Linked DNA regions of Homo sapiens: region 1 is linked to region 2. A link is an interaction called in ENCODE POLR2A ChIA-PET data of the cell type or tissue named here. Cell type or tissue: PC-9. All regions are shown on one strand. Region 1 overlaps MDM4 (MDM4 regulator of p53). Region 2 overlaps PIK3C2B (phosphatidylinositol-4-phosphate 3-kinase catalytic subunit type 2 beta).

What was found. Peaks named below come from ENCODE experiments on the same cell type or tissue, not always from the same donor. Only the 100,000 strongest peaks of a DNase experiment are listed, where the experiment ranks them.
Region 1: POLR2A ChIA-PET joins it to region 2 with 11 read pairs; 7 of 35 experiments call an interaction of 5 or more read pairs at or near these places.

What each region holds. Positions count from the first base shown.
Region 1 is chr1:204,535,083-204,540,082 of GRCh38, reverse strand. MDM4 (MDM4 regulator of p53) reads right to left here. Exons shown (of 11, transcript NM_002393.5): 6 at 2,586-2,653; 7 at 1,775-1,874. Among named protein-coding and RNA genes, the nearest start is that of MDM4, 21 kb to the right of the region's middle. In PC-9, no CTCF peak of the experiment used is centred here; no DNase peak of the experiment used is centred here.
Region 2 is chr1:204,446,060-204,451,059 of GRCh38, reverse strand. It overlaps PIK3C2B (phosphatidylinositol-4-phosphate 3-kinase catalytic subunit type 2 beta), which reads left to right. Exons shown (of 33, transcript NM_001377334.1): 13 at 1,043-1,210; 14 at 1,764-1,875; 15 at 3,482-3,624; 16 at 4,916-5,000. Among named protein-coding and RNA genes, the nearest start is that of PPP1R15B, 37 kb to the right of the region's middle. RefSeq lists enhancers at 1,087-1,611, 4,370-4,419. In PC-9, CTCF peaks have their summits at 4,570 and 4,787; DNase peaks (open chromatin) are centred at 229, 1,849 and 2,309; H3K4me3 peaks cover 1,753 bases; H3K27ac peaks cover 3,456 bases.

The sequences.
Region 1 (5,000 bases), 89 kb before region 2:
GTCTCAATCTCCTGACCTCGTGATCCGCCCACCTCAGCCTCCCAAAGTGCTGGGATTACAGGCGTGAGCCACCGCGCCCGGCTAATGGGACCCAAGTTTTCATGTACACCTTGTACACATAGCCTGAAGACAGTTTTTTGTAATATTTTAAATAATTCCGTGCATGAAACTAAGTTTTCACTGCAACCTGTCATATGAGGTCAGGTGTTAAATTTTCTACTTGTGGTGTCATGTGAAAAAGTTTTCAGAGGCTGGGTGTGGTGGCTCATGCCTATAATCCCAGCACTTTGGGAGGCCAAGGCGGGTGGATCACGAGGTCATGACATCAACCCATCCTGGTCAACATGGTAAAACCCCGTCTCTACTAAGAATACAAAAATTAGCTGGGCGTAGTGGTGCACGCCTGTAATCCCAGCTACTTAGGAGGCTGAGGCAGGAGAATCGCTTGAACACGGGAGGTGGAGGTTGTTGCAGTGAGCTGAGACTGTGCCACTGCACTCCAGCCTGGTGACAGAGCAAGACCCTGTCTCAAAAAAAAAAAAACAAAACAAAACAAAAAAAAAAAACAAGTTTTCAGATTTTGGATGCTCAACTTATTCTAAGATCCTTTGAAAGGGTCTTGCACCATCCTAGTACTCATGAGTTGCTAAAAGAGCATTACAATCTTTCAAATTGAGAATGCTCAACATTTCAAATTTAGAGTGCTCAACTTATACCAGGCTTCTTATATCTCATTCTTGGCTTTGTGATTAAGTATATTATGTCATCTTTGCAAACTTCAAAATGTGTAAAAATTGGGCCAGGTGCAGTGGCTCACGCCTGTAATCCCAGCACTTTAGGAGGCTGAGGCGGGTAGACCATTTGAGGCCAGTAGTTCGAGACCAGCCTGGCCAACATGGCAAAACCCCAAAATTAGCCAGGCGTAGTGGCATGCACCTGTAATCCCAGCACTTTGGGAGGCCAAGGTAGGCAGATCACCTGAGGTCGGGAGTTGGAGACCAGCCTAACCAACGTGGGGAAACCCCATCTCTACTAAAAATACAAAATTAGCCGGGTGTGGTGGCGTGCGCCTGTAATCCCAGCTACTCCAGAGGCTGAGGCAGGAGAATGGCTTGAACCTGGGAGGCGGAGGCTGCGGTGAGCTGAGATCACACCATTGCACTCAGCCCAGGTAACAAGAATGAGACTCCGTCTCAAAAAAAAAAAAAAAAAAGCCAGGCGTGGTGGCACACACCTGTAATCTCAGCTACTCAGGAGGCTGAGGCACAAGAATCACTTGAACCAAGGAGGTGGAGGTCGCAGTGAGCTGAGATCGCACTGCTGCACTCCAACCTGGGTGACCCAGGGAAACTCTGACTCCAAAAAAAAAAAAAAAAGTATGAAAATTGGCCTTTGCCTCAAGTAGATAAATCAAAATAAAAATTCTAACCAAATCATATACATACAAGAATACTAAGATTGAAAAGTCTAAGGCAGCTGAATTCATGTATGTAGAAAATTCACCTGGTAGCAAATCAATAAATGTGTAGCTATTTTCTAGTAGCATGCTAGCTCATGGAAGGGTCTTGCACCATCCTAGTACTCACGGGTTGCTAAAATAGCACTACCTCTTCAAAGCTAACAATGGTAGTAACTAGGCTGATAAAAAGGTTTTCAGAAAAGGATGAGAAATTGTGACATATCCCTCTCCTACTTCACATACGGAGAGATTAAAAATAAAAAGGTTGGAAGAGGAAGAGAACAAAAGTCTATATAGCCTTAATCCAAAACATACCTTCTCTAGAATGTATGCATTTATGCTCTGAGGTAGGCAGTGTGGGGATATCGTCTTCTGTAGTTCTTTTTCTGGAAGTGGAACTTTCCTCTGCACTTTGCTGAAAGAAGGGAAAGGTGTCCATCAGTGCAGTAGAAATAACTGAGACCAGGGGATGTAGCAGTTCCATTCTGGCTCACCAGTTAGTGTGCAACACAATGGGTTACACACAAGAAAGAGAACTCAAGTTCACAACAGTCATCAAATAAAGGCAACACCTCTCCTCAACCCACTGTGAGCAAAGCTAGAAGAATCCCAAACCTGGGGGGAAAAAAAACCTCTGCACAAAGGCCAAAATCTACTGTTAAAAACAGGCTATCTGTATAAACCCTCCAGTCTACTACAAAATTAGGCATAATTCAGAAAACATATGAAACCCTCGCCACGTACCAAGATGACTATAAAGTTTCCCCAGGTTTGGGGAAGCTTTAGGAAATGGCCTGACATGAACTTAACTGCAACACGCCTATTAAAATCTAATAAAGCAATATCCTCAAACACACACACACAGGTACACACAAACCCAAAGAAAAATGCAACTGGAAGAACTGAAGATCAGAAGTGCTACATCCCAAAGAAAGGTTCAGAGACTGGAACTCTGTTATGGGCAGAACAGAGAAGGTTCACTCTGTCCCTGGTCTGTGAACTCCCAAGAACCTTTCTTATTAAATTCTTACCACATTCAGGGAAAGGTCTTGGGAGTCCAAGATCCATAGGTACAGAGAAGGGGCCACTCTGTACAACAAAAGAAGTCACCGTGTGGTGATTTTACCTTCAGTTGGTCTTGACTTGGAATATCCATACTGTGATCCTGTGCGAGAGCGAGAGTCTGAGCAGCATCTGGATAGCAAGTAAAACAAAAGGAAAACCTTCCCTGGTAATAACCATTCTTTCCACACAAAAAGGACCTCAGCAAACAACCCGGGAGCCAGGTTTAGTCCCTAGAAATGTACTTCTCCATGTTGGCTGGACAAAGCTCTCATTTGCAAGGGAAAAATCAAAATTGATAAAAATGACAAAGACCAAGACAGGCCATATCCAAAATATATTACCAAAATATAATCGGGAAAAAAAACAGTGAAAAATAGCTAAAAATGTTCTTCCATATCAAGCTTTTAAATTTTTATATGAAAACTGGTTCCAAGCAGGACATAATGGAGTCTATTTTTGTCATCTCTTCCTATATATTACCAAATTCGCCTAACTCACAAACAAAAGGAAAAGAGTGTATGGCTTTTTACATTTAATTTCAACTTTCAAGTGTTAAGTCATACAGGGTTATGGGATCTTGAAATCTGGATTTTTCCCCGTTTGCTTCATAAAACAATAGCATCTTCATCTAAAGCGACATTCTAAGTGTCAAGGATAATTTTATGGTTTAAATTCCCATTACCATCACCTGTATATAAATTAATTTTTTTCATTGTCTTATTTTTCCCAGTTACTATAAACATTTCCTAAGAAGCAGCAGCAAATAAAGTTTTTCTCAAGGCCAATAAAAAGAACCAAGGAAAACAACACAGTACAGAGAAATTCTTAGATATTACATTAATCTAAAAGAGAAATGCATTCCAAGGACTTACAAAGAAATTTTTCAAGTAGAACAAAAGACAAAAACTTGGCTACACGAAAAGATCAAGCTGCAAACAATTTAATAATCTGGACTATTCATTATTTGAGGCTATGTGAATGAGATAGACCCAAAATAAGTCTACTGTGGGTCAGGTTCACCAACCACTACCAGGTTCAGAGATAAAATATGGAAAATATCATCACCATCTGATAAAGGCTGCTAGAGGAAGGATACAGATCCTACAACTGATCTGTCAATGCGGTTCTATTGAAAAAAGCAAACATTTTCAAAATTCTAATTATAAAAAACATTATTTCCAGAAACATTTTTGTGGACAAACGGAGACAACAAAAAGTTTGAGAGACAGCATTTTCTGACCACAGTGGTCTTCAAAGCGAAGTTGGACTAACATATAATGCAGATGGAGCAATTTTTTTGTTTGTTTGAGACGGAGTCTTGCTCTGTCACCCTGGCTGGAGAGCAGTGGCGCAATCTCGGCTCACTAAAACCTCTACCTCCCTGGCTCAAGTGATTCTCCTGCCTCAGCCTCCCAAGTAGCTAGGATTATAGGCGCACGCCTGACTAATTTTTGTATTTTTAGTAGAGACAGGATTTTATCATCTTGGCCAGGCTGGTCTCAAACTCCTGACTTTGTGATCCACCCGCCTCGGCCTCCCAAAGTGCTGGGATTACAGGCATGAGCCACCGCACAGGCCAGGAGCAATTCTTTAATAAAGCAATCCTATTACTGTCATTTATATTTCCAAAGCCTTACTACCTTACTTAGGTTAAAACAGTTACAAGCAAAAATAAATTATCTGGTGAAACCACAATGTAAAAAAGAAGTTTTAAAATTAGCCGGGTGTGGTGGCTCACGCCTGTAATCCCAGAACTTTGGGAGGTCGAGGTGTGTGGATCACTTGAGTCCAGGAGTTTGAGACCAGCCTGGGCAACCCACCAGCCTGGTGAAACCTCATCTCTACTAAAATCACAAAAATTAGCCGGGCTTGGTGGTGCGCACCTGTAATCCCAGCTACTCGGGAGGCTGAGGCAGGAGATCACCTGAACCCAGGAGGCAGAGGTTGCAGTGAGCCGAGATCGCACCACTGCACTCCAGCCTAGTCGACAAAGCGAGACTCAGTCTCAAAAATTAATAAACACACACAAAGTTAGTCATATTTATTTCATTTGTATACATGGGAAAATTTGGAGAGACAATTTAGAAAGAACTACCATTTTAGGCTGGGTGCAGTGGCTCACGCCTGTAATCCCAGTACTTTAGGAGGCCAAGGCGGGCAGATCACGAGGTCAGGAGATCGAGACCATCCTGGCTAACACGGTGAAACCCCGTCTCTACTAAAAATATAAAAAATTAGCCAGGCATGATGGCGGGCGCCTGTAGTCCCAGCTACTCAGGAGGCTGAGGCAGGAGAACTGCGTGAACCCGGGAGGTGGAGGCTGCAGTGAGCCAAAATCATGCCACTGCACTCCAGCCTAGGCGACAGAGCGAGACTCCATCTCAAAAAAAAAAAAAAAAAAGAACTACCATTTTAAACAATGGCATCTTCTTGACCAAAATGAAAAGTTTAACCCATTTGCAAAGGTATAAAATTA
Region 2 (5,000 bases):
CTGTGGTGGGCTGGAGGGAGTGCCTCACTTAGGTGGAGATTCCTCTGGAGGACAGCGGTGGAGGCAGGCTGCTTTATCATGAAACTGCCAACCTTGGGGGTGGCCGCCCTGCCTCTGCGCCCTCTGGCATAGAAGTTGCTGGGCCCTGGGCTGGCCAGGAGGGTGTGACAGTATGGACTTTGGCCCAGGGACAGCTTCCCCGAAAGGTAACGTGGGTCCTCCCTGCCTTTCCACAGCTCCCCTCCCCTGTGTACTTCACCCCACCCAGCAGTTCCTTATCCTGAGCTTAGAGGGAGTGGCTAGGTGTGATTCAGACTGAGGGACCTGGAGAGAACTTATGGGCTTGAATAGTGGTGGGGCTTATGTGTCTCAGTTCTCTTGGCCCTGCCATTGGCTTTCTCACCACTGGGGTACTTGGAGAAACCCCTCCTCTTTGTCCCTTTGGCTTTGAAGCTGTTTGGGGGTGGGGGTGAGAAAAACCCAGTGTGTGTCCCTGGGGCTAGGTGAAGGGGACTCCTATGAGGACAAGTGAGAGGGCTGTGGGGGAGGGTGAACCGAGGGCAGAGAACATGGTGCTTCTTCCTGGTGGCTCTCAGCAGCAAGAAGTGGGGGAGGGATGGAGACTGTCAAATGGAAAAGGAGGACAAAAGGAGTAGCTTTGCGGACCCTCTGCGGAAATCCTAAAACAAGGAAAGGAGCAAGGCTGACAACATGGGACGTGTCATCACCTGAACTCCGAGGTGGCTCTGCTAAGCAAGTTCTGTCCAGGCACCACGGGTAGCTTCAAAATCGGGATGTTCGCCTCACTCTACTGCAAAGCTCCAAGGACACCACATTGTGCTTCTGGGAACATCCAGTGGGGGTTTTGCCTAGTTTGGGACCTCTCCTGGTTCTGCAGGAGGAGGGCTTCCTCAGGGAGTATGTCTGAACCCTGAGAGGGAGGCTGTATCCTCAGCCTCAGCCTCAGCCTGACTTCCTGGGCCACCTGTTGCTTGAAGCCACAGGAGTGGCCCCTCCTAATTTGACTTCCTGTCCTCCATAGGATCTGCTTCCCAGTGCAGGTGAACCGGCTGCCTCGGGAGACACTGCTGTGTGCCACTCTCTATGCTCTGCCCATCCCCCCACCGGGGAGCTCCTCAGAGGCCAATAAGCAGCGGCGGGTGCCTGAAGCCCTGGGCTGGGTCACTACCCCACTCTTCAACTTCAGGCAGTATGTGAGCCCCAGGGTACAGCTTCTTGGCCTTGGAAGGGGAGGAGGGGGACAGAGAAAGGGGCCTGGCTGCTGCACTGGCCAGTGCGCCTTGGGAGAGTTGGCCATGTGGGGCTCACTGGTGAAGTCCAGAGGATCCCCAAGCACAGAACTGGTGACCAGGACTATTGATGTAACCAAGAGCCACTGAGCGGTTCTGGTGGCACAGGACCATGTTAAGGATACATGGAAAAGCAATGCTTGGGTAATAGATCATCTGGTCTTGTCATTGGAAGAACCTTAGAGGTCATCTAGCCCAGCCTCCCCACCTCATGAAGGCATCCCTGCCACCAGGTCATCCAGACCAGGGTGTGGTTAGCTCACAAGTCCTCTTGGAGGGCGTAAGCTTTTACAGGACTTGGGAGAAGGAAGAGGCTATGGTCCACGGTGAGAATGAGAGGGGAGTTGGATGATGGCTTCAAACAGAAAAGGCAGATTTTTGGATTGGGGGAGCAGTAGAAATATTCTCTGCTTAGCCACTTTAGCAGCTCTTCCCACTCTCCCTCCTTCTTAGGGTCCTGACCTGTGGCCGGAAGCTTCTGGGTTTGTGGCCAGCAACACAGGAAAATCCCAGCGCCCGTTGGAGTGCACCTAATTTCCACCAGCCAGACAGTGTCATCCTGCAGGTGAGGCTTTAGCCCTTCCCTCCCAGTCACCAGCAAGACCATTCCAGTCAACTCTACATTTTTCTCCTGGAGATTTGGGCTGGGACAGCAGGAGAGAGTGCTAGAACTTCAAGCATGGGAGGATGATGTGACTGAAGCAACTGAGGGAATATGGTTAGATGTGGATTGTGAGGTGAGCTCTGGGGTATCCATCTCCCATCTCCTGGAGGTTAAATTGATTTCGTGGAGCCTGAAGATGGGGTCTGAGACCCTCTGCATTCAGGGCTCAGCTTCTGAGTCCCTTGTATTGAATCTTCATACGTCTAAGTCTGATCAAACCTGACCTGGGTCCTCTTGGGGCCTGAGGGGACACCTTTGCCCCTGCCAGTGACTCAGTGCTTTGGCAGGATGGACCTATTCTCCAGGGAGAAGAGGAGGAGCTGGTCACGCCCAAGGTGCACTTCTCAGTTCCCAGCTTCCCCTTCTTGTGGTTATGAGATACTTTGGTATGGAGTATGAATGTTGACATAGAATGAAAGCTCCCTGAGGCAGGTTTTTTTTTTTTTTTTTTTGAGACAGGATCTCTGTCACCCAGGCTGGAATGCAATGGCACAATCTTGGCTCACTGCAACCTCTGCCTCCCAGGCACAAATCATCCTCCCACTTCAGCCTCCCGAGTAGATGAGACTACAGGCGCACACCACCACGCCCGGCTAATTTTTGTCTGTCTTATTTGCTGCTTTATGCCCAGACTCTAGAAAATGCCTGGCACATGTTAGGATTCAATAGATATTTGTTGAATGAGGCTGGGTGTGGTGGCTCATGCCTGCAATCCCAGCACTTTGGGAGGCTGAGGCAGGGGGATCACTTGAGGTCAGGAGTGGCCAACATGGTGATACCCTGTCTCTACTAGAAATACAAAAATTAGCTGGGTGTGGTGGCGGGTGCCTGTAAATCCCAGGTACTCAGGAAGCTGAGGCATGAGAACCACTTGAACCGGGGAGGCAGAGGTTGCACTGAGCCGAGATCACACCCCTGCACTCCAGCCTGGGTGACAGAGCAAGACTCTGTCTCAAAATAAATAAATAAATGAATAAATAAATAAGTTTTTTGAATGAAAGAAAGTAGACCTCCTTTGGAGACTTGGCTCACTCAGCTCTGATACTTTAGTAGGATGAACATCTGGTGGCATAGAGTAGGGACCGAGTGTCCCAGGGCCTTCTCCCAGTGTGTGGTCTTGCCTCCCCTCTGGCAGCAGTGTCCTCTGGCACCCCATGGAAGTCACCCCGGACTCAGCCTGGATGCACCCCGTGTTTCAGCTGGGTGACACCTCTGTTCAGAGTTCTGGCTGGGGCTTGTCCCCTCACCCCTCACCAAGGTGCATCTCCACCGAACCTCTTCCTCACATGTCCATTCTTTTTCTCTTTTTGTTTCCCTCTCATTTTTTGCTGAGAGTTATAGCTGGAAAGGACTTTAGAGATCACCAAGTCTAACAGGGCTATTTTACAAAGAACCTGAGGGAAAGTGAGGGAGGGACAAGGCCGGAATGCTGGGGTGAGAGAAAGAAGCTGGGAGTCCACACACGCTGCCTGTTTTCTCTCCTCACATCCCTGATCTCATCCCCCAGATTGACTTCCCCACCTCGGCCTTTGACATCAAGTTCACCAGCCCCCCTGGAGACAAGTTCAGCCCCCGCTATGAGTTTGGCAGCCTCCGGGAAGAAGACCAGCGCAAGCTTAAAGACATCATGCAGAAAGAGTCCTTGTACTGGTGAGACCCGGGCCCCCACTGAATCTGTCATGTTTCATCTGACCTCCCAGCACTGAGTCTCCGTCCTCCTGCTTTGGGAGTGGAGGTGGGAAGGGGTGGGCATTGCCATCTCAGCAGGAAGTGGAGGCAGCCCCCAGGCCTTTCTCCATCAGCTGACACTAGGAAAAGTGGAGAGGTCAAGGTCAGGAAATTAGATCTGAGAATACCCAAGTCCCCACCCCAGGGACTTGGTCCAGACTCAGCTACCCAGGAGGACCAGAGCTCTGCCCCACATCCCAGATGTGCTATCTACTACCTTCTGTCCACTGGGGCAGCTGGCCCCACCACCCTGCCCCCACCTCTTGCTCTCACCTCCTGCCCCTTCCACACCAACAGCCTTTGAATTTTTCTGGCCCTGTCACTTTCCAAAAAGGATCAGGTGTCAAGGCAAGCTGGCAGCTCTCAGGGGTACGTGAGTCCAGGCTGATCTCATCCTTGGGGCTGCTGCTTTCACAGGATTGGAGAAGGAGGGGTGAGAACAGAACTGGAGGAGCTGGAGGGACCTGGTTCCGCTGTCTGCTCTCTGTTTACCTCTCTGGCTCCTGCGCAGCCCTGTGCGTGTGTTGTGTGTGTGGGGGCATGAGAGAGATGGGGCTCATCTCTGTCCCTGATGTCCACCCCAAGTAGCTGGAGTAGCTGAGCGACCGCAGACCTCCCTTCCCCCACTCTGCCGACTACACTTCATTAGACCCTCAGCTCCCTTCTCCCATTAGACACCTGATCTCAGGCAAGGCCCAATTAGCTGCAGGTCCTTGAAAGCCGACAGCTGGTCCCTGGAGGCCCCAGGAGGCCTCTCAGCAGCACAGACCCTGGTGTTGGGGGACCACTGCCCTCTGGTGGTTCTATTGAGCGTGGTGCCCTCAGGGCATCCGCAGGAGGGGTAGCAGATTCGGTGCCCTTGGCCCATGCATTCTCCATCCAAGATGTCCCTGAGTTGGGATCAAAGATAGGATTTGGGCTCTGGTTCCCAAACTTTGATTCATATTGGAATCACCTGGTGATCTGTGGCATAGACTGATGCCTGGCTTCCCCAGCCATTTGGACTTAACTGGTATCAGGTGTGACCCAGGCATGGCGAGGGGGTTCACTCAGCCCCTCAAGTGGGTGTCATATGCAGCAAAGCTTGGGAACCGCTGAATTGCAGTGTGTGCAGCACTCCCTTGAGGGTAAGGGCTGCACCCCCTGGCTGATGCTGTTCTCTCTCACTGCCCCCTACCCTCCCACCACCTTCTCCTTTCCGTGTGCCCACCAGGCTCACTGATGCTGACAAGAAGCGCCTGTGGGAGAAGCGATATTACTGCCACTCGGAGGTGAGCTCGCTCCCCCTGGTGCTCGCC